Linked DNA regions of Homo sapiens: region 2 is linked to region 1. A link is a loop called in an ENCODE intact Hi-C map of the cell type or tissue named here. Cell type or tissue: endothelial cell of umbilical vein. All regions are shown on one strand. Links, peaks and the distances in the headings refer to the core of each region. The heading gives the core; the rest is flanking DNA. Region 1 has its middle 21 kb from the start of CYP2J2. Region 2 overlaps HOOK1 (hook microtubule tethering protein 1).

Region 1 (12,225 bases), core at 1,711-9,710:
CCACTTATTGAAAAAAAGTTAACTGTAAAATAGTCCCAGGCAGGTCTTTCAGAAGGTATTCCAGAAGAAGGCACTGTTATCATAAGAGGTGCATTGTTATTGCCCTGAAGATCTTCCAGTGGGAGAAGATGTGGAGGTGGAAGACAGTGATATTGATGATTCTGACCCTGTGTAGGCCTAGGCTAATGAGTGTGCTGGTGTCTTAGTTTTTAATAAAAATGTTTTAAAAGTTTAAAAAAAATAAAAAATAGAAAAACATGTATAATGACATAAAGAAATGAAACATTTTTGTACAGCTGCACAATATGTGTTTTAAGCTGTGCTATTGAGTGAAAAGTTCAACAAATTTAAAAGTTTATAAATAAGAAAACTTACAGTAAGCTAAGATTAATTTATTATTGATGGAAAAAATTATAAAGCCTACAGTCAAGTATAGTAGTGTCCTAGGTCTTCACATTCACTCTCCACTCACACACTGACTCACCCAGAACAACGTTCAGTGTTGCAAGCGCCATTCGTGATAAGTGCCTTATACAGGGGTACCTTTTTTTATTTTTTGTATTTTGTACCACATTTTTTGTGAAACTTATGTTCTGGCTGGAGGCAGCTGATAATAAACCAATAAACCAAAAATTAAAAATCAGATAATTCAGAGAATTATCCAGAAAAATAAAATAAAGCTATGTGAAAGAAAGTGACTGGTGTCTGCTTGAGGTTTGGTGACCTAGGAGGGTCTTGTGAGCAGGAATAGCAATTTACCCCTGAATGCCAAGAAGGAGCCAGAAATAGAGCTAGTTATAGTTGAGGGGAGGGGGAAGCATTCCATGAAGAAGGACTAGATAGTGTAAAGATTCGCCTAAAAGATTCTTCTCCTAAAATGGGAAGAATCTTGGCATATTCCTGTGGCGGGGCAGAGTGTGTGAAGGAGAGGGAGGAGTGGGGCAATGTTTCAGGGTTGGAGGATAGACATCAGGTAGGACAAGGAATGTGTAAGCCAGGGTCAGTTTGGTTTATATTTTAAGTTTGATTAGAAGCCGTTGAAGCTTTTTAATCAAGGAGTGACATGATCTGATTTTTTTTTTCTGCTAAATTTCCTTAAAGATTGTGGACTGTAGGTGTGAGAGCAGAAGTAGGAGAGACAGGTTAGGAGATCATTGCAGTGAACAGGTTGGTGGATGGCATTGGCTTAGATTAGCAGTAGCAGAGGGAGGGAAGAAAAGCAGATGGAATTCAAGAAATGTTTTTGGAAGTAGAGTTAAAACGAGCTTGTTGATGAGAAGAGAGTAATAAAAAATAATGATAATAACAATCATATCTTTTAAGAACCTACTATGTGCTGGGCACAGAGTAACTCACTTAACTGCATAACCATCCTCTGAAGTAGGTACTCTTATGAACCCCGTTTTACAAAATGAAGAAACTAAAGGTAAAGTATCTAATTTTTAACAACTAAGTAAAAATAGTTAATGTTTCAATTTTGGGTGGTGGTGCTATTTGTTGATATGAGAAAAAAATGAAAGGAGAACAGGTTTAAGTGGAACAATAAAGAATTCTCTTCTGGCCATTTTAAATTTGATGTATTTATTAGTTATCCAAGTGGACGTGTCAAGTAGAAAGCTGATTATTCAGGTCTGATGATTTAGGAAGAAGTATTTTTAGGTCACAGGACTGGACGAAATCACCTAGGAAGAATATAGAGAGAGAATCAAGAGGTACTGAAAGACTCTTAGATCTGCCAAAGCTTAGAAGTAGAAGAGAGGAGAAGGAGCCAGCAAGAGCCCTGAAATAAAGACCAGCCGAATGGAGAAAGAGAGAGGAAACCTTTCATAACTGCTAGCAGGAGGGCCTGGAAGTACAACTCGTCCTCACCCCTGGTGATTAGCTGATGTTTTCTGGGCACATAGATTTCTTGTGAGAAAATACGGATGGAGAGAGAGGAATATGTTGTTGGGGCAATGCAGAGATTAGCACGAGTGGTCAGAATTAGACAGGCTACAGGTAAACAAGTCCAGGAAAGTATGGTCTGTAGTTGAAGTTTAGCAAGGAAACAGTCAATTTTAGCAAGTTCGATGAGTATATGCCATGATTTTGGGTTTAGCAAGATAACTGAGTTCAAGAGCTTTCAAAAGTATTGCAGAAAATATCTGAAGCAGTTTTTTTTTTTTCCCCCCACAAAGGGTTGTAGGGAAAGAAGGGAAAGTCCGACATCATCACCAAGGATGTAAGAGAAAAGATCTTCAAAAAGAAGGGATTGGTCAGTGTGTTGAATTTGCGGAGAAAAAATGAGATAAGAACAGAGAAGTGGTACTTGGAGTTATCAGTGTGGAAGTCACTGGTGATCTCAGAGTATCTCAGTTGAGTGGCTAGAAAGGAAGCTTGATTGTGGTATGCTGAAGAAATGGGAGTTGAAGTGGAGACAGCAACTAAAGGTAATTCCTTCAAAATGTAGCTTCATATATACATATATGCATTTGTATACTTAGTGGCCCCTTTAATGTACAAATTGTTGCTTGCTTGCTAGAGATATGATCCTAAGCCTTGCAATTCTAGTTTAATAAAATATCTTAGCCGTTTAAGTATGTATAGATTTCTATAGTTTAAAAAATGACTACCTATAATGTCTCATACAATGAGCATTGGTATTGTGTCTAGCTGTCTAAAGTTATAAACAATGCTTCAGAGAAGGTGTTTGTAGTCATATTTATTTATTTATTTTGAGACAGGGTCTCACTTTGTCACCCAGGCTGGAATACAATGGTGTGATCTCGGCTTACTGCAGCTTCAACTTCCCAGGCTCAAGAGATCCTCCCGCCTCAGCTCGCCAAGTAGCTGGGACTACAGGCATGCGCCACCACGGCTGGTTAATTTTTGTATTTTTAGTAGAGCCGGGGTTTCACCATGTTGGACAGGCTGGTCTTGAACTGCTGGACTCTAGTGATCTGCCCACCTTGGCCTCCCAAATTACCGGGATTACAAGCATGAGCCACTGTGCCTGGCCTAAAAATTCTTGAGTATGTCTGTAGGACAAATTCATAAAAGGAGAACTATTGGGCAAAAGGGTATTTTCATTTAAATACCGATAAATATGACTGGATTTCCTTGCCAAGAGTCTCTATTTCCTACGTACAAGAATATCTGTTTCTTCCTTGCTTGCCAATTCAGAGCTTGTGGTTATTTGCCAGTTGGATTAGTAAAAAATGACATTTAGTTTCAATTTTATTATTTATTATTTTTAATTACATTATTTTAAAGGTCAAAAAATTTTAAATTTCAAAAAATGCATTATTTTAATTGCATTATTTTAAATGCCACTTTAAAAAAAGCCATTTGCATTTATTTTTTTTCTGAAATCATGACCCTCACCCAGATTTCTTCTATTGGGTAGTTGATACTTTTCTTGTTGGCTTGTATATCCCATAATACACTAAGATAACTAGATATTTATCTATTATTTATGTTGCTAGTATTTTCTTTACATTTTTTCTGGTCTTTGACCTTGACTATAGTATTTTTACCATGTAGAAATTTTGTTTTTAAAATGTAGCCAGAATTATCAAACTTTTTTGGGGAGTGGGGCTTCACAGCTTTGTGTCATGCTTAATTGACACAATTAAGAAAATGGTTAAAAAAATGGTTAAGAACAGCATTTTTACTGCAATAATATTATGTCGCCAGATTTTCTCTGAATTCTTTTGTGGTTTAATTTTTGCTGTAATATTTTTGGCCCATCTGACACTATTTTGTTATGAGACGAAGAGAGAGATCTAACTTCATTTTTTTTTTCTACCATGGCTATTCAATTTGCTAACTAATCTATCTTCTTCCTACTGATTTAAAATGCTATCTTAATCAGAAAGTAAAATTCTCTCTATCTCTTTCTGTCATCTATCTATCTATCTATCTATCTATCTATCTATCTCTCTATCTATCTATGTATCTGTCTATCTACTTATCTATCCAGTTAAAACTATTTGGGGCCTCCATGGGCTCTATTGAGCTTTCTGTCTACTTATATGCTAATATGAGCCTTTTTTAAATTATAGAAGCATAATTATTATCTTCCATAAATTTTAGACTTAGTCCCCATACTTCCCAATTTCCTTTTCTTCAGAATTTCCTGGCTATTCTTTAAATTTCAATTTTCATTATACACTTGAGAATCAGCTGCTCTAGCCAATTACGAGAAAAGTCCTGTTGGCAACTTGAATAGGTTCCTATCAAACCTGCTCCTCTCTCTGTCTTCTACATCCTAGAAATGAAAACTCCATCCTCTGGCTTCTCAGGCTAAGAAGTTTGGAATCATCCTATTTTTTCTCATTCTTATACTTCAAGTGTTAATTGGCAAATCTACTTCAGTCTACCTTGTGTATCTATCCAGAAGCCAATCATTTTTCACTGCCTCCACTGCTAGCATCTTTTCACAAATCATCCTTATCTCTCATCTCCATTATGGCAAAAGCCTGCTTTAACAGTCTTCCTGCTTTTATGGCTGCCCTGTGAACATTCATGCACAATCGTGCCAGAGTTTAAAAACAAAATCAGATCATGCCATTCCATTGCTAAAGTACCTGTCTAATGCCTTCCCATCTTACTCAAAGTAAAAGCCACCATCCTCATGATGTTCTGAAAGGCTCTATATGGCCTGGCTTTTGTGATCTCTCTGACTTGATCTAGGATTCTCACCTTCTTTTAGTCTACTGTTGGCACCCTGCCCTCCTTAAATGTGCCAGGTACCCTCCTGACTCAGAGCCTCTGCTCCGTTCTTTCCTCTGCCTGCAAAGCTGTTTCCCAAGATAGCTGTATGTCCTTTTTCCTAATCTCTTTCTGGTCTTTGCTCAGAAATTATCACCTCAATAAGAATTTTTTCTGACTACTCTGTGTAAAACTGCAACTCCTTTCTTTCCTACTTTATTTTTTTCTTACACCATTAATTCTCATTTAGCATATGACATGCACTGATAGTTTATTCTTCCTCTGCTCCCCACACTAGAATGTGAGCTCCATGAGGGGAAAGGTTTTTGTCTGTTTTGTTCACTGCTATGTCGCCAATGATCGGTACACAGTAAATATTCAGCAAACATTTGTTGACTGAGTCAAGAGACACAAAATGTAAGGGAAAACTTCACACTCTAAGAAGTACAGAAAATAAAGCAATCTGAAAGAGACATTAAGGAATGTCAAATGTTTTAAAAGATGATGAAGAGATTAGATTTCATAAGGTAAAAATGTTAGAGTTTACACATAACAAAATAACTTTTATATTTACAATAGCACCAATACAATTTCTAAATATGAAGATATAATCTTTGAAATTATAATACCTAATGCATATAGTTCTTATATATGCATAAATATAATAATCTTTGAAATAATAATACCTAATGCATATAGTTCTTATTAATTCCTGGCAACTTCTGAAGCATTTTAAAAGCATTTTGTAAAAAAAAAAACTAATTTAATTTGAGGAAGATGGGAAAACGAAGACATAGGGGTGAAGTGAAGGATAGCCCCAAACTATTCATCCATTAAGTGATGAAGACAGGATTCAGACTCATGCAGTCTCCTGACCTGTATGCTGTTCTCTCTAGCTACTTTTATTTCTCCACTGTGCTATGCTCCTCCTTGAGACTTATTTTTTTTTGTCTACAACATAGAGGTATGAGGTTAGGCTACACAATGTGCTACATTTTGTAAAGCAAAACAGTGCATGGTCTGTCAGTGGCTGCACTGCCAAATCCCATGGAATGTCATCTGTGTAGTTTGAAAACTAAAACACCAAAAGAATAGATTAGTATTTGACCTGGAGAATCCCAAAGACTATTTGGCGAAAACCCATAAAGCATCATTAACTGCAGAAAAAGTGCATTCCCCTTAAGACAGGCAATATAAAACAGCACCCAAGAGTGCAGTTAATTGGAGAGCTTAGGTGAAATCTGACGTTCTCAGCTGAGCCAGAGAGCTTCTGGGATGCGATGGGTTGAGTCCGCCCCCATGTGGTCTTAAGGTGCAACTACAGAAGTAAGCCAACTCCCAGAGTTGCTAGGAGAGCTTGGCTGTTTTCATGTTTCTTTCCAACCACTATGTCTCCAGATCTAAGGCCATCGATGAGAGTGATCACGCCAGTAAACTTCTAGAGAATATTCATTGTCTAAACTGACTGTATGATAAGGTGTGAATTCCTGAGAAAGCACAGCATTCCTAGCTGTTCATAATCTGGGCCAGCTTAACTTCCCATCCTTGGCTCCATCTAAGGGCATCTTTATTTCCTCCATGAGGGAGGCACACTCATTGCTCTGTGCTTCTGCATGTATAATCTTGTGGGCTGGAATGCCCTATGCATCCCTTTCTACTGGAAGAAGTATCCATAATATTTGAAAACTTAGCTTAAAAATTATCTGTAACCCTTGTGTCTCTGCCACTAAGAGCCTGAGTCATTTTGGGAAGAATGCAATGGTTCTTTCGGTTTTGCATCTCCCAGACCCCTAAGATTAGGTGGATTTGCATTTGCACCAGGGGTTGCACAGGATTCTCTGTCAGGATGAAAATGGAGAATCTTCATTTTTCTAGTGAAAGTTGGTGCCCACTAGAAAGTTGGTGCCCTTTGCTTTAACATAGTCTTAATTGCATTTTATTTCAAGAGGTTTAAATAATCAAAACCACCTAATCTGGCACCCTTATTTCCCACCTTGACTATTCTTAAGTGGTCTCCTTGCATCCATTCTTTTCTCCCTCAATTATTCTCTAAACAGTTATGAGAATGGTATGTCCAAAAACTCACAGTAAGAGACTGTTTTATATGAAATCCCCTGATGGCTGTCCATCACTTGCCAGAGTGGCCTTCAGATGTTTTGAGTATGCACATCTATTAGTAAAATACTTTGCAGCATGCACCAACAACATAAACTTATTTAGGCATTTATAAATCATATAACTGTACTACTATGGTCATAAATTATTTATGTTATAAAACATACAAAAATAAAAATTAAAAATTAAGATAGAAAAATATTAATACTCATATTGTTATTAGATTGGTGCAAAAGGTTTTGCCATAATGGCAAAAACCACAATTACTTTTGCACCAACCTAATATTAACAGTATACACTACCTTATTGCACTAATAATCATATTTTTGATGACAGCAATGCAATTGGATGCATTTGATTATTTTTGAAAACCTCAGTTAAACCCTGTGTTGTTCTACCTTCAGTTTATTTGGGTATTTCATTTAAAGGACTGCTGTAGCAATATTATCATTATCAAAATTTTTTTTCAGCATCCTGATGGAGAATGTAGTGCAACCCTTGGTGCAAATGCAAACCCATTTTGGAAAATACTGACTTAAAGAAGAAAATCCAAGCTGGGTGAAGTGACTCACACCTGTAGTCCCAGCTACTCAGGAGGCTGAGGAAGGAGGATGGCTTGAGCCTAGCAGTTAGAGGCTGTAGTGTGCCATGATTGTGCCTGTGAATGGTCACTGCACTGCAGCTTGGGCAACATAGTGAGACCACATCTCTGAAAAAAAAAATGAAAGAAAAAGAACAGAATTCAAACTCTCCTGATGGCATTCAGAAGTCTTTACAGGCTGATCCAACTCCTCCTTCTACCCTGTCTCTGTTGTTGCCTATATTACTGACATACTTGATCTCAGACCTATTGCACAACTTATGGGTCCATAGAGCACCACATAATTTCCTATTTCTATGTTTTTGCGTGTGCATGGAATGTCCTTGATCCTCTTTGTCTGCTATGGATTTCTAGTCATTTTTCAAAAGTATGGATATAAAAGCTATTTGTCTTTGAGTTTTTCCAAATCCCACCCCTGACTCCTAGAATTGACTGCTTCCTCATGTGGTATTTGGATAAAATCCTTATGTTCCCTTTGACTAAATATACTTATTTTTTAGTGTATTGTATATTTTTGACTTATTTGTATCAATTTACTGTTAGATTTGAGGGAAGAAACTGTATATCCTTGACAACTTTCCAAGTTCATGGAGTTCAAAAAATGTTTGTGGAGTAAATAAGTGAACACCAATATCTTCCATAAAGTCTGCAGGCTAATTCCATAAAGTCTCAAACAATTCCATCATGAGTAAACCCCGGTAACCCCCAATCACTAGAGGGAGCAGGTCCTAATTTCTCTAGTGGGATATCTTGATCTGTGACTGGAAGCTTTTTTTTTTTTTTTTTAGAACAAGTGCAAGATTTTATTGAGTGGAAGTAGCTCTCAGCAGATATTTATTTTTCCCTTCCTTTACAGAAGTCTTCTTGCCAGGGATTTTTTTTTTTAATGGCTCCAGTCACCTGGAGTATTCTGCTCCACCCTCTCAGTACCACCCCAGGACTTCTGCTATTGTTTGCCTTACTACTTTCAAGGAAGAAGGAGGGGAATATTCTGTTGGCATTTTTGGATGCTCTTTTCTTTTTCCTCCTGTTGTTGTTCTGTATCATCTGACCTGGTGAAAACTTTTGGGAATGGGGAAGAAGCATAGTCCAATTCAAAGACCTGAACAGGTCAAGACTCTCTAACAACTAATGAATTGCACTTTGAGCTGAATGGTCCATTGTCAACTCGGTATTATTAGCACTCCAGCTAAAGACTCTAAGAAGCCATGGACTCCATTTCCGAGAATCTCCTTCCCATACAGTTTGGGTTAGAGCTTACCAATGAGTAGGAGAAACAGGATATTTGGTAGGTATGACGGAAGGAGACACTGCTCTTCTCCAGTCAGTTGCAGCCCTAAGTAGGTACAGGTACAGAATTCAGAGAGGTTCTTTTGTGAGCTGTCAAGACCATTTGCTTTGCTGCAACAGGACAGCACAATCAAGAGCTTCCCAGAGCTCTTCATATTTCATTGACTTGATGGCAAGCTCTTTAGAGCCCATTTCAGATCCTCAGGCTGAATCTTCAGTGTTGGCCTCCCTGACATTTGCTTCCCAGCTTTCCAAGTGGATGGGTAAGTTCTTTACACCTGGAATACTTGGAGATTTTTCTGCATTGCTAACCAAACTCTGCCATCTCTTGCAGTAATGAGGTAGTGAACAAAGGAGATAGTTAGGCTGTTTACAATGAAGCGGGTAATTTAAATCACCCCCGACCATAGTGGCTTGACCAAAAGCCATTTCTTTGCTCCCAATTCTATGGGCCAGGACTTTGGGCAGAGCTCAGCTGGACTGTTCATCTCAGTCCTGTGTGCACTGCCTGCTGTGGCTCAACTAAGATGGGGAGGTCCAAGACGGTCTCATTTGACATCTGAGGCATTGATGCTGGCTGTCTGCTGGGCACCTCAATTCTCCTCCACATGTCCCTTCTGTCCGCATGGTCTCTGACTGTTCAGTGGTCTAGCTGGAATTCTTTTCCATGTTGGCTGGCTTCCAAGAGGGTGAAAGCAGAAGCTGCCAGGCTTCTTAAGGCCTGAGCCTGGACCAGCATAGCACCACTTCTGCCAGATTCTATTCCTCAAAGCAAATACCCAGCCCAAATGGAAGGGAGGGGAGCTAGATTCCCCTCTTGAAGGAAAGAATGGCAACGTACCTTTGTAAGGAGCATGGGAGGAATTGTGGCCACTTTTGAAAACAATTTCCACACTAGCTAAGGAAACTGACATAGAAATGGTTAAGTTACTTGCCCAAGGTCACTCAGCAGCTAAGTAGCTGGGCCAAGGTTTGACCTTGATCAGTTCAATACCAGTGTTCATGTTCTTTACCTCTACATTCTGTTGCTTTACAACTTCCTTTTTATTTATCTCTGATCCTTCTCCAGACTACATGGTTTTATGTCCAATTCCCACATGGCTTTCAAGGCCCAGAAAAATGTCACTTTCCCTGTTTTTCTAAGCTTGAAATAGTCCTACAGCTTAAACTTTCATAGCATTTCTCTTAAGGTTCTTCACATTTAAAAAAAATAATAAAGCAAAAAATCAGATAACTGAAGCAGAACCTTGAGTGTTTTAATATTTTAATCAATATATGTGGTCCTTATCTTCCCTGTAAGCCTGTTAAGAACCCTGTAACTAGGCTTGGGTCCTATTTATCTATCTCTTGGATCATATAGTGTAAGACCAGTACATAGTAGTAATTAACAAATACTAAATGACTGGTCATGGAATGAGCCTACCTTATTTCTGAAAACCCCTTCTGACCTCTCAGTGCACCAAGAAATGTATGGTGACTGAAAGTAAGCTCTGAGGGTCTTAATCCCATCCTTATTAGTCACCAAGGACCCTCCTGTCTTCTCTCCCGACCTTGCTCTTTCCACATGCCATGTCCAGCTAGCTTCTGGCCCTTGGTGTAATACCATATCTTTGGCTCAGCTTTTAACTATCAGTTTTGACATTCTTGTTTTTGACCCTATTGCCCTCTGAGCAGCGCTTTTAATCAAATCTCCTACCCCACTTCCCATCTCTGTCATCGAAACTATGGCTTTGACCACTCTACTATCTTCTTCATAATATCAGGGGTAGGGTCTGTTTTGTTCATTGTTGACTACCCAATACAAAGTTCACTAAATACTGTAAGGCTAGCACCAAACCTATGCACTTAACCAGGCCCACCCTGGTCCCAAATGAGACTGTGTTTCAGATAGAGTGAATGACAGAAGCATCTAATGAAGTGCTGGGGGCTGCCTTTGTGCTAGGGAGGAGCATGAGGGCAGGCTTCATCAGAAGGGCTTCCCATGAGCCAGTAAGCTGAGTAATCCTGAGGGACGCATGCCTAACATAGCCACAATGAACCTTGTGTCACAGGGGTCAACCAGTTGCCAATTCTCTATGCGTATGCTTTTTTTTTTTTTTTCTAAACTTCCCTGGAGCATATTTGCTTATTTAACTTTCCTTAATAACCAGCAGATGGCTTCTGTCTGGGCAATCATCAGCTGGTGCTTAGCAATGGCAGATTCAAGAGGAGGCATGGGACTTGTTAGGGGTGGGGAATCCAGAAGACAACATACAGAATGCCAGGTGAAGTTATCAGGCATTGTCTAATTGGTGTTGGAGGCAGTGAGGGCAGCCGAAAGCGGTATTAGGAAGAACCCTTCCCAGAAGGGGGAGACTGCTGCTCAGCAAGCCAGGCAGAACCAGAGAAGACAAGGACAACTCCAGAATAAAGACTAGTTATTTTCTGAGTCCTCAGCAGCTGGCACAGTATATCAGAAATACAAGTACTCCATCAATGTATAGCAAATATAAACTGGGAGTCATCATTTATTCATGTGTTCATCCAACAAATATGTGTTGAGTCCTACTGTGCACCAGGACACACCCAATGCATAGAAGCACTGGAGATATAGCAGCCAGCAAGGCATGGTCCCTCCTCTACCTATCTTTTGTTTGCATGAAAATGATTAAGTGCATTCATGCAGTAGAATAAGCAAAATGAATGGTTCGCTTTGCTTTAGGGAAACAGGATCAGGTACACAGTAAGTAAGGCATGGAAAGGATATTCAGCAACTGGAAAAGAGTGAAATGCAAACATATGTAGTCAGAGAAATAAGTAAGACCATAGAGTTAGAGAAAACCTAGGAAGGTCAAGGAAAAGCTCTCCTCTGGCCTGCTTAGTAGCTCTTCCAAGTGTGGGGATACACATGATGCAAAAGGTCATAGGCGAGGAAGGTCAAACCACTTATGACAACGGGTGGCTGCCCTTTGTGTCAGAGCCCAGGGAAGTTCTCTACTTGAATGCTCACTAAGTCCTCAGCACCTGTCTAAATAAGGCTTGTGATTGGGCTTAGTCTAATTATTAGTGTGGGAAGCATTTAATCATGCATTCAACAAATATTTATTGGGCACCCCCTCTGTGCTAGATACTGTTCTAGGTCCTAGAACTATGGTGATAATGTATATAAACACCATGACAACAGCCTGCTTTATTCTAGAGAAAAAGAGTAAATGAAAAAATGATTATATGATAATATATCGGGCAGTGATAATTGGTATGAAGGCAGTAGCATAAGTTGATAGAGAGAGACACCAGTGTGTATATGTGTGTGTGTGTGTGTGTATGTGTGCGTGCTTATAGAGGGTGATTACACTTTTCCTGCATGCTTTTAAGTTAGACATGGCCAAGAAGATGTGAGCAGTAACATATGTCATAAAGAGCCTCTGTGGGGAAGTGGCATTTGAATGGAGATCTAAATGAATGGAGGCAGTAGGCCACGTGAGGGTATTAGAGAAAGTGATCCAGAGAGGGGAAGCATTGCAAAGTGTTTTCGGTGTGGCAAAAAT
Region 2 (12,225 bases), core at 1,614-9,613, 68 kb before region 1:
AGGCTTTACTTCTGTCCCCTAATTCTTCCATTGAATGTGTACCTCTACCTTGTCATGTCATGGAAGATACAACATTTGGAAGATCTGACAATTGGAATGACTTTGGAATAATAAAATTGACTAATTGGAAATTTTGCATATTCTGAAAATCTAATCTCATAGTTCTAATTTGTACCTATGGCAAATAAGGGCTTCTGGACATCATGTTTAAAATGTTAAGCATAAGAAATAAACTGACATTTGTAATAGGTGACTTTCTGATGGAAAGCAAGCTATATATATATATATATATATATATATATATATATATATACTTTTTGTGAAATGTCTATATACTTTTTAAGGTAATTAATGAAGATTTCAGTTATTGCTTTTAAGCATAAAGTTGTATTTAGCTTCTGCTGAAAAATTGTATCATATAATAATTTTGCTTCATTGAAAAGGGATGTTGCAGTGATGAAACAAGGTGGGATCAGTTTGATTTTGTTTACTTATTAAGGAGTTTATCTTGGGCTCAGTTTGTGGTATTCAGTTCGTTTCTGCCCAAAGCTCTTATTTTCAGAGGTGTTACTTTTGAACTTTTGGGGTCATTTTTAAAAGTTAGCACTTTTGAATTTTAGTTGTGTTAAATATGTGCTGTCGTATATCATAGCCATGAGCCATATATGACAATTTAAATTTAATTAATTATAAACTCAGTCTCTTGGTTGCACCAGCCACATTTCAGATGCTCAATAGCCACATGTGGCTAGTGGGTACCATATTGGACAGGGCAGCTATAGAATATTTCCATCATTGCAGAAAGTTCTATTGGATAGTACCATAATCTTTTTATAGTAACTTGGAAATACTATTTGATATTAGATGTTAGACCACAAAAAGAAGAAAAATGTTAGGACTATTTCAGATATAAAAAGGAACTGAATTGTGACATAATTAGCATCTTACATTCCATACAGTTGAATACCTTATGCTGTGACAACCATAGTTAATCATTTCAGTGCTGTTCAACATACATACCTATCAGCAGTGTGTTTAGACCAGGGGTCTGCAAACTTTCTGTGAATGGACAAAGAGTAAATACTTTAGTAAATGTCTTAGGCTTTGTGGCCTACATGATCTTTGTTGCAAGTACTCAACTCTGCCATTATAGAGTTAAAGCAGCCATACACAATATATAAACAAAATGGGCATAGTTGTATTTCAGTAAAACTTTATTTACAAAGACAGGCGGTAGGCCAGATTTGGCTTGCATGCTGTAGAGCTGTGGTCTAAATTTTATTCATAGACTTTCTTTGCAAATACAGTGTGAGTATTGTTCCATTTACAGTATTATTATTTTTTAGATACCTGGTTTTTAGATTCTTGCCTGGTAACTTTTTACTGAAAATACAAGAATTTCGTACTGCATTTGCATCTCCGAGATTAGGGAGCACCTGTCAGGATATGTTGTTCTATCAGGGTTACTTCTGTTGACTACCTCTTAGATTTTGATACAGTTATATTGTTGAGTTTCATTTTCATATATTCTTGTAGTGTCTGCTTGCCTGTGACTTCTGGTAAAATAAAATAAGCCTTTGAAAATATTTTAGCATGGTATTTAACATTTTCTAAATATTATGGCATTTTGACATATTTTAGTCAGCGAAGACATCTGCCCCTTTGGTGTTTCTACTTGCTTATGATTGAGATTTTACAAGCCCTTCAAACTCCGTTTTAAAGGAATTTATTGTAAAACATTAACTTTAATAAATTAGTGTTTTCACAGATCAGATCATTATACTTGGAACTTCTAAATCATGCAATTTCTGAATAAGGACATAAGGCTAGATTCATTTTTCTTAATAGAGAAAAAGGAAATTTCTGATTTATCACTTTTCTAGTTGATAAGTAGGATTCAAAACGTTTGATATGTAAGTATTTATATAAGACTAATGTAATTTAAAGTTCTGTATTATTGTGATTAATCATACAGAAATTCAGGAACTGATCAGAAGTGAGATTCTTTTCCACATCTGGTTAATGTAGTGAGTTGACACCCTGTGGGTGGTAAAGCATTATAAACATTTCATCTTGAACCATGATTTATACACATCTGTGTTATAAGGGAGGCTTGAGTACATATACCAATGAAGAGATATTCAGCATTTGTCTATTTGATAAGGAATTAAATGTCCTAGTGATTATAAAGTAAAACCACAGACCAATTTGCAAATGATCTTCAATGTTAAGCACTTGCTCTAAGATTAAAATTCCTTTTCTTTTTAAGGTTAAGGGTGTGTACGTATGGCAGTGATGTCTATGTTGAGATTAACTTATGTATTGAGGAAAATTTGAAGTTTATTTTTTCGATGAATAAGGCTGTCAAATGATTTAGTATAGATTAATGACATCTTTTTTAGAAATATTAAAGTGAGTATTCCTCATTATGTCATCATTTCTGATAATTAGAGTGCTAATTTGAATGTTAGATAATGTTTCCACATCTATACCTATTTCTTTCTAGGGCACTTCTGACCCTGGGGCTTGGGGATGGCCTTTAGGCCACAGTAGTGTCTGTGTTAAGTTCACTAAATGTGTATTTAATGAGAAACATTCCTATGTAAAAATGTGTGTATGTGAACGTATGCATACATTTTTATTGTGCACCTGTACATTGTGAAGAAGTAGTTTGGAAATTTGTAAAGCACAAACCATAAAAGAGTGTGGAGTTATTAAATGATGTAGCACAAATGTAATGTTTAGCTTATAAAAGGTCCTTTCTATTTTCTATGGCAAAGACTTTGACACTTGAAAAATAAAACCAATATTTGATTTATTTTTGTAAGTATTTAGGATATTATTTTAAATAAATGATTGTCCATTATCAATATAATAGTTGTGAAATGATTTAAGTAAATAAACTTTATGCTTCTGTGTCTGTTGATTTTGATGGGTTTTTAGTGGGCATAAATGCATGTTTATTTGCTGCATTAAATAGAGGAGTGAAAATATGTAGGTTTGTAAAGAAAAAGTAATTGCATTCTTCTAATTTTGTTTTTCCTTTTAATTTTTTGGGGAATGAAAAGATATATTAAATGATTTGGGAATATGTCTTTTTATGTCTCCATTTTCACCTCTGGAACCTAGACATCTTGCATTAACACGGAATCAAAACATTTCTGGGGCCGGGCGTGGTGGCTATGCCTGTAATTCCAGCACTTTGGGAGGCCGAGGCAGGCAGGTCACTTGAGGTCAGGAGTTTGAGAACAGCCTTGCCAACACGGCAAAACCCCGTCTCTACTAAAAATACAAAAATTAGCCAGGTGCAGTGGCAGGCGCCTGTAGTCCCAGCTACTTGGGAGGCGGAGGCACAAGAGTCGCCTGAACCGGGAGGCAGAGGTTGCAGTGAGCTGAGATTGTGCCACTGCACTCCAGCCTGGGTGATAGAGTAAGACTCTGTCTCAAAAAAAACAAGACATTCCTGGGTAATATAATTTTAGAGACTGCTATTTATCCCTGAATATCCATTCTACCCCTCTTAACTTTAGTGATGGAATCCCATATTTTAGCTTGTTACATTATTATCCAGGAAAAAAAGAGAAAACCAAAACTGTGCTTCCCAGATTCCAATATAACTAGGTGGGGTACAGCTTTGTTCTAGATATCTAGCTTGAATGTACGCAATTCACATTCTTCTGAAGTTCCAGGGGATATGGAACTTTCAAGCTTCTCTCATTGTCTTTGGCTTTTGACAGCTTGACTATCAAAAAGATGATGAGTTGTGGATCTAGGTGTTGACTTCTTCAAATTTATTCTATTTGCAGTTTGTTGAGTTTGGATCTGCAGACTAATGCTTTTCATTAAACTTGGGAAATTTTTGACTATTATTTCTTGAAACATACTTTCTTCCTCTTTCTATCCTTTTCTCTGGTACTCTCATTATGCACCCGTTTTTACTTGGTGTCCCACATGTCTCCAAGGCTCTGCCCATTTTTCTTCATTCTCTCTTGATTCTGCTCCTCAGAATAGATCATCTCATTGATTTATCTTCAAGTGTATTGGTTCTTCCTCTGCCAGCTCAAATGTGCTGCTGAGTTCCTCTAGTGAATTTTTTGTTTCAGTTATTGTACTTTTCAAATCTAGAATTTCTAGTTAGTTGCTGTTTTCTATTTCTGACTCCTTATTGTGATTTTCTGTTCAGTGGAAAATCATTTTCATATTTAACTTAATTCTTTATCCAATAATTAATTCTTAGGCTCATAGAACATACTTAAAGCTTTTGTCTAGTAAATCCAATGCCTGGGCTTCTTCAGGGACTGTTTCCAGTAACTTCTTTTTATCCTGTCTATGAGCCATTGTTTTCTGTTTCTTCACATGATTCATAATTTTTTATTGGAAATTTGGCATTATAAGTAATATGTGGAAACTCTGGAAATCAGACCCCGCCCCACAGTGTATTATTGTTACTGTTATTGCCTTTTGTTTAGAGACTTGAACTAATTCTGTAAAAATTCCATTCTTCATCATGTGCAGCCACTGAATTCTGTGCTTTTTAAGCAAAGTATCCAGCTAATTTTGGACAGCGATTTCCTTGAATGTTTTGAAATAAGTCTCTCAGCCTTTCCCAAAGGGCTCTGCGTGTGTTTTGCATTATACCTTCAACACTCCAGCAGGTAGTTTACAGTTCTATTGTAACCTTAGTTTCTTGCTTACACAGACCCTCACAGTCAGCCAGAGATGAGAGATTCGAGTCTTTCCAGGTCTTTGCCTGGGTATGCATGTAGCCCTCACATGTGCATGGTCTTCTAGATTCCTAGGCATATGTTAGAGTGTTAGAAGCCCCGGTGGGCATCTCTATTTCCAGTTTATCCTTTTAATCCTCTGTTTTAATTCCAACTTGTATTGCTACCTTGGGTTACTGTAATGTTGCACAATTGTCACTGATTTTTTTTTTTTAACAAATGTCCTGTAGTGTGGTTTGCACAGAATCAGCGTTTAGTAAGGTAAAACAAAGACAAGTTCTGAGAATGGGGCTTTTCAGGGAACTGCCAGAGAGGTCATATAATGACAACTTTCTGGGAATGGGGCCTTTGGGGTGCTCCAAACCCATTCTGCTCCCTCCAGTGGCTGCTTGATCACGGGTATTCACAGCTACCATAATTGTGAGACTGTTGCTTTTAAGGATACTTGAGAGCTGGGGAGAGGAGAACCGGCATAGGGCAAGTTAAAACAGAGCTCCCTGTTTTTACTGAGAGCAGCTCTTCTTTTTTTAAACAAATGCTCAGGTTGTTTTGAGACTTTAATTTTCAGCATTCTGAAAATGTTGATTTTGATTATTTTTGCTCACGTTCTCAGTGCTTTTATGGAATGGATTTTTGGAGCTCCTTAAGTTACCATTTCAGAAGTTCTCGCCACAAGTCAGATTTTTGAAAGTAGGAGTGACCTCAGTAACCAGTATTTAAAGCCCACCTTTTCCAGAATGTGAAATTAAGAAATATAGAGGTTCATGGCTTGCTGCATGGCTACGGAAAATTTATGGCACACTGCAGCATTAATGTCACTTGGCTGCTTGCTCTCCCCTACCCCTCACCTCCACTGTGTGTCCAACAAACATTTCCTGAGCATCTGCTATGCATGAAACAGGTACTGAATGTGTGTGAACAAGACACAGTCACCTCTGAAAAGCTCATTTTAATTGGGAGATTATATGGAAATAGGAAATAAAACCTTTTAAATTAAATTCTCAGGGAATGGAGGAAGGAGCAACTAACCAAGAGTCAAGAAAAATGTCACTGGAGAGCTAACGTTTAGGCTGGCCTTTACAGGATGAATAGGAGTCTGCCAGGTATAATTAAACATTTCTTGCAGAAAAACTAGCTTCTGTAAAGACATGATGAAGGATCTGGCCTATTTAGGGAAGTAATAGTTCAGTACTTTGGCAGGAGAAGTACTAAGAGATGTAATTCAAAAGGTGAATAGATTTCACATCATAAAAATTACCATATGTCCACCTAAGGAGCATGCCCTTACATATGGCTATGCAGGCCCTACATCAGGGGTGTCCAATCTTTTCAATCTTTTGACTTCCCCAGGCCATGTTGGAAGAAGAAAAATTGTCTTTGGCCACACATAAAATACACTAATACTAACAACGATAGCTGATGAGCTAAAAAAAAAAAAAAAAAAAAAAAAAAAGAAAGAAAGAAAGAAAGAATCTCATGTTTCAAGAAAGTTGTCTAATTTGTGTTGGGCCGCATTCAAAGCCATCCTGGGCCGCTTGTGGACAAACTTACTCTACGTGATCCAACGCCAGAGGGCACCATTCACCTAGACTACAAGTGAATGGCAGCCTGGGGTTTTACAACATAGCAGCCATACTGAAGAATCTGTAATTTATCCTGTAGTCAGCAGGGAGAATATCTTGTTTTGTGGACACAGTGAGGAAAAGATCAAATTGCCTGGGGAAAAAAAAGGTCTAGAAATAAGTTCTCCAAATTGTATAATAGCATAACTGGATGCTTCTCTGAAATAACCATACAGCATTACTACTGTAATTGATGATTATCATGTCACTTTGATCTCATGTTTTCACAAGAAATACAATGCAGGTGTATCTGACAGCATAGGGTAAGTTATGCTGTAGTAATTTTGAAATTTTAGTTTAGTTTATAACAAAATAGGTTTATTTCTGACATCATACGTTCATCTTGAATAAGCTGTGACTCTGCTTCCTGTCTTTGTCACACTGGACAGACTCTTATCTAGAACACTGGTGGTCTCATGGCAGAGAGGAAACATGTTGCAATACTAGCCAGCTTTCAAGCACTTAGAAGTGGCTCGTGGAACTTTTGCTCTCATTTTATTGATCAAAGCCAATCACACGGCCATTCCTGAATTCATGAAGGTGGTTATACATAATCATCCCACAGGAAGGAGCACCACAAGGAGAGGCACCTCAGAGGGGGACAGTGGACTTTTGACCAGTTATATATTCCACCTCAGCAGGTGTTATTCTATTTTTCAGATTAGGAAATGATTTCAGGAAAGTAAAGTAACCTGTTTAATTCACAAGCAAAAGGTAATAAATGGTAAAAACCAGGAATGGAATTCAGGCCAGCTTAGCTACAAAGATCCGACCTCTAGTTCATCTGACTCCCAGTGCTACCCCGCTGAGTCTTTTAATGTTGTTTTGTGTGCATCAGAGCCCTGTGATGTCTTTGGACTTCAGATTATTTTGGCAAAGAGAAGCCTCTGTTCTGACCCTAATTGTTATAACCAACACCATCAATGACAGAGCCAGTCTCTGAAAGTGACCCTTTGCATTTGACCCTTTCTTCTTGCTTAGCTTAATTCCTTGTCTGTTTCAAAAGAAGAAAAGGTTCTTAGCTTTCCAGAGCAGAACAAATAGCTCATGGTGAATACACAAAAACTGTGTGACCCAGAAAGTACAAAATCTTCATCCAGGGCATCAGCCTGTTGTTGAGAAACAAGCGTGGGGAAATGGGCTAGGTGGCACCACTCCAGAAAGCCAGCTGGGACTGAAAGAGTGAGGTAAGACAGGAGCCTGTGCTCCTCCACTGCATTTCTGAAGGATTGTAATAGAAGTTAGCATGAGGGCTGTGAAATAGGTCATGGGGTGAGATGACAAGGACAGAGGGGTAGTGGCGGAGATCTGACTTCTGGTGATAGGTCCCACCTAACACCAACCCACAATGAATCCACTGATTTTGTTCATTAATTCACTATTAAACACTACCATGTTGCAGGCACTGTTCTTAATACTGTGGACTCAGAATTGAACAAGACAGATACTGCTCTTGCCCTCAGGGAGTGTAGTGTATTAGTTAACTATTGCTGTGTGAAAATGCACCTCAAACCTGAGTGGCTTAAAACAGTAACCATTTATTTAACTCACAAATCTCAGGTTGGAAATTTAGGCTGGCTCAGGCAGTTCTTGTCTGGGCTCACTCATGCAAGTGCATTCAACTTCCAAATTTGCTTGGATCCAACTCATCTCAAGTCCTTATGCACAGCTCTGGAGGCTGGCCAGCTATCAGCTAGGGCAATGTGATGGCAATGATGAAGCCACATGTTTCTTATCCTGCAGCAGAGTAAGGTGGACTTGTTTAAATGGTGGCAGGAGGGTCCCAGAAGAGCACGCAGAAGCACACACAGTCTCTTCAGCCCTGGGGTCAGCCAGGAAAGTCATTTCACCACCAGGCCAGCCCCAAGTAAAGGAGACTGTGAGTAGATGCTAGCTCGTGAGGAGAGAAGTTGTAAAGTCACATTTCAAGGGTTGTAGACACAATGAAGGGAGTTATTGTAGCCTCTTTTTACAGATATATATAACTCTCAGCCAGACTTAAGTTCCATGAAAAACACAACAGAGTGGAGAGACTTCTGTTTCATGCTGTGACAGTTAACTGGACTGGACTAGCCCTTCTACCACAAGAAAGACCAGAGAAGTGGACAAGGTAAATAAACTTTTCCAGATATTGGAAAGCTGAAAATGCAGAACTGTTTCCCAACAGAGAGGACCAAATGAAGTGAGCTCTACAATATCTGGCTTTCTCCCTGGAGCGATTTACTAGACTCCATTTCAAGAATCAGGGAAACAATCAGAACACAGTAATCTTGGTAAGATGAGAAAATAAATTGGACCTTAGGGTGACTGACATGGCTAGAATTTGTAGAATAGAGAAAGGTGGAAGCAACAGCAAGAAAGAGCTCCAGAAATCTTGAAAGAGATCAGCTGAATACCAACCTCTGCGGGTGTAGAGCGAGACTCCATGAGGTTGGGCAAAGGACATCTACTAGAGAGAAAACACCTACCAGAGAGCTATAAGCTTAATGATTGCCATAGCTTTTTAAAAATTATTTTTTATTATGTTACTTTAAGGTCTGGGATACATGTGCAGAACATGCAGGTTTGTTACATAGGTGTACATGTGCCATGGTGGTTTGCTGCACCTATCAACCAGTCATCTAGGTTTTAAGCCCTGCATGCATTAGGTATTTGTCCTAATCCTCTCCCTCCCCTTGCCCTGCAACCCCCGACAGGCCTCAGTGTGTGATGTTCCTCTCTCTGTGTCCATGTGTTCTCATTGTTCAACTCCCACTTATGAGTGAGAACATGCAGTGTTTGGTTTTCTGTTCCTGTGTTAGTTTGCTGAAAATGATGGTTTCCAGCTTCATCCGTGTCCCTGCAAAGGACATGAACTCATTCTATTTTATGGCTGTATAGTATTCCATGGTGTACATGTGCCACATTTTCTTTATCCAGTCTGTCATTGATGGGCATTTGGGTTGGTTCCAAGTCTTTGCTATTGTAAATAGTGCTGCAGTAAACACACATGTGCATGTGTCTTTATAGTAGAATGATTTATAATCCTTTGGGTATTTACCTAGGAATGGGATTGCTGGGTCAAGTGGTATTTCTGGCTCTAGATCCTTGAGGAATCACCACACTGTCTTCCACAATGGTACTAATTTACACTCCCATGAACAGTGTAAAAGCGTTCCTATTTCTCCACATCCTCACCAGCATCTGTTGTTTCCTGACTTTTTAATGATCATCATTCTAACTGGTGTGAGATAGTATCTCATTGTGGTTTTGATTTGCATTCCTCTAATGATCAGAGATGATGAGCGTTTTTTCATATGTTTGTTGGCCGCATAAATGTCTTCTTTTGAGAAGTGTCTGTTCATATTCTTCACCCATTTTTGATGGGGTTGTTTTTTTATTTTACACGTTGTACAAAAATTAACTCAAGATGAGTTAAAGACTTAAATGTAAAACCTGAAACCATAAAAACCCTAGAAGAAAACCTAGGCAATACCATTCAGGACATAGGCATGGGCAAAGACTTCATGACTAAAACACCAAAAGGAATTGCAACAAAAGCCAAAATTGACAAATAGGATCTAATTAAACTAAAGAGCTTCTGCACAGCAAAAGAAACTATCATCAGAATGAAAAGGCAACCTATAGAATGGGAGAAAATTTTTACAATCTATCCATCTGACAAAGCTCTAATATCCAGAATCTACAAGGAACTTAAACAAATTTATAAGATTACCATAGCTTTTACAGGGCTGGAATTAGCTATATTCATTGAGAGTGGATATAACTCATTGAATATCTCAGGCAGTCAGTAGAGACTGCGAAAAAATCACTCTTTAGGAGCCCTGGAATGGAGGCTACTTTAAATCTACTCTAACAAAGCTTTAAAATGAGCTTCAAAAGGATTAAGGTGTCCTACAAGTAAATTAACTGCCTATTAAAATAAAACTTAATACTCTGTAAAGGAAGACAATGAAAACACTCAACAATGAAAAACTTACATAATAATTACTAGACATAAAGAAGTGGAAATATGTGACCTGTAACAAGGAGAAAAACTCAGTTAAGAGACACAGACAAAAACAACAGACAGGGACTTTTAAATGAATAGTATAAGTATATTCAAAGATCTAAAGAAAAATAACAGAGAAATAGAAACTATTTTTAAAAAGATGCATTGATACTTCTAGAAAAATAAAATATATGAAATAAAAAAAATTAATGGGTGGGCTTAATGACAAACTCAACACTGCAGAGGAAACTAAGAGTGAACTCAGTTGAACTTCTTAAAGACAGAAACTTGAACAGAAACTATCCAAACTAAAGCATAGAGAGAAGAAACGCTGAAAAATATTAACAGAACCTCAGTGGCCAGTAATTCAACATCAAGGGGGCCGCATATGTATGACTGAAATCCCAGAAATATGGGAGCAGGGAGTGGGTTAAGAAAAAGAAGTATTTAAGGAAATAATGGCCACAATTTATCCAAATTTTCTAAAAACAATAAACTCATAAATACAAGAAGCTTAATAAAGATAAACACCAAGTAAACGATACCAAGATACATTATTACCAAATTGCTGACAAGTAATGATAAAGAAAAGAATCTTAAAAACAGCTGTAAGACAAAAGACTCCTAATAAATAGTGGAACAAGGATGTGAGTGATTGTGGCCCTTTCATCAGAAGCAACATAAGCCAGGAAACAATGAAATGACATCTTCAAAGTTCTATAAGAAAAAAACCCTGTTAATTTATAGTTCTATATATGGTGAAATTTTTATTCAAAAATGAAGGCAAATTAAGACATTCTGTGATGGAAGAAAAAGAGAGGAGAAGGGAGAAAACCTGGGGAGAATTCAAGGCACAATATATGGTGGTGGTTTTCAAGAATAAGTGAGATGGAGAGGAGTCAGCCTGGGGGACTTCGTCAACATATATCCTTCCCCCAAAGATGGTTATGCAGTGATGGCAGTGGTGAAAAATGATGTTGTGAAGCCATGTGTATTTCAGAAATGTTTCCTTTGGTTTTCATAACCCAGTGGGGACCACTAATGTCAGTTGATTTTTACGTTTATAATCCCCCATTTCTCACTTTCATCAGCACTGGAATGAGCTCTGAGAAGGGATGGTTCTGTATCTCCCTTCGTTAACCACTATCTGATTCGTAGTATGTGCTCAGTAAGTGTTTGTTGAATTGACTTAAAAAGACTATTAATGCGAGGCTTGGTACCAAAAGCACAGCTCCATTTTCTCTTTCCAAGTAGAAGAAGAAATTCATAAGGTTTGGTTTTTCCACAGTTAGGGAGATACCACCAGCATATGGGGGTACTGAGGAAAGCAATGCAATTTTACCAAGTGAGAAAACATTATTAGCTATATTATAGGATACTCTCATACATTCAAAGCTAATCAGAATAAAAGGAAGGAGCATCTTCCACTGCAGATGTACTTGGAACTGTACTTTCAGATAGTTAATGGCAGAAACACCCATGTATATGTGTGATAGAGTAAAAATAAAAACGTGGCAAGGAATCCTTCATAGTGAGTGTCACAGCCCAGCAAAGCAGGATCCAGTGTTTGCCACATTTATAGCCCTGTCCTCTTCTTGCTGTTCACAGCACTGACCCTGAGCCACAGCAAGATCCTGAGGTGTCCTGTGAGTCGTGTATCCACTCCTTCATTCAACACAGAAAGAGAAATATCACTCATTAGGGTCTCACTGTGGGCTGGATATTATATTTGTAACAGGATATCCAAATGGGGTTCTTCATCTCTCAGTTTCACATGGAGTCCCAGTTACTGCAAATAGCACATGCCAAGTGCTATTAAACCCACAGCTGTAAAGTAGGGCACTTGAAATCCTATGTGAGACTTGCCACAGGGGCCTCAGATAACTGT

What was found. Peaks named below come from ENCODE experiments on the same cell type or tissue, not always from the same donor. Only the 100,000 strongest peaks of a DNase experiment are listed, where the experiment ranks them.
Region 2: it touches region 1 in a loop (19-fold over the local background); 79 of 110 quality-filtered maps call a loop at or near these places.

The regions. Positions count from the first base shown.
Region 1 is chr1:59,941,525-59,953,749 of GRCh38, forward strand. It overlaps a transcript of CYP2J2 not described here. Among named protein-coding and RNA genes, the nearest start is that of CYP2J2, 21 kb to the left of the region's middle. In endothelial cell of umbilical vein, for the core only: a CTCF peak has its summit at 5,992 (motif pointing left); a DNase peak (open chromatin) is centred at 5,967; H3K27me3 peaks cover 961 bases.
Region 2 is chr1:59,873,453-59,885,677 of GRCh38, forward strand. HOOK1 (hook microtubule tethering protein 1) reads left to right here. Exons shown (of 22, transcript NM_015888.6): 22 at 1-2,870. Among named protein-coding and RNA genes, the nearest start is that of CYP2J2, 47 kb to the right of the region's middle. In endothelial cell of umbilical vein, for the core only: a CTCF peak has its summit at 6,282 (motif pointing right); DNase peaks (open chromatin) are centred at 6,329 and 6,729; H3K27ac peaks cover 601 bases.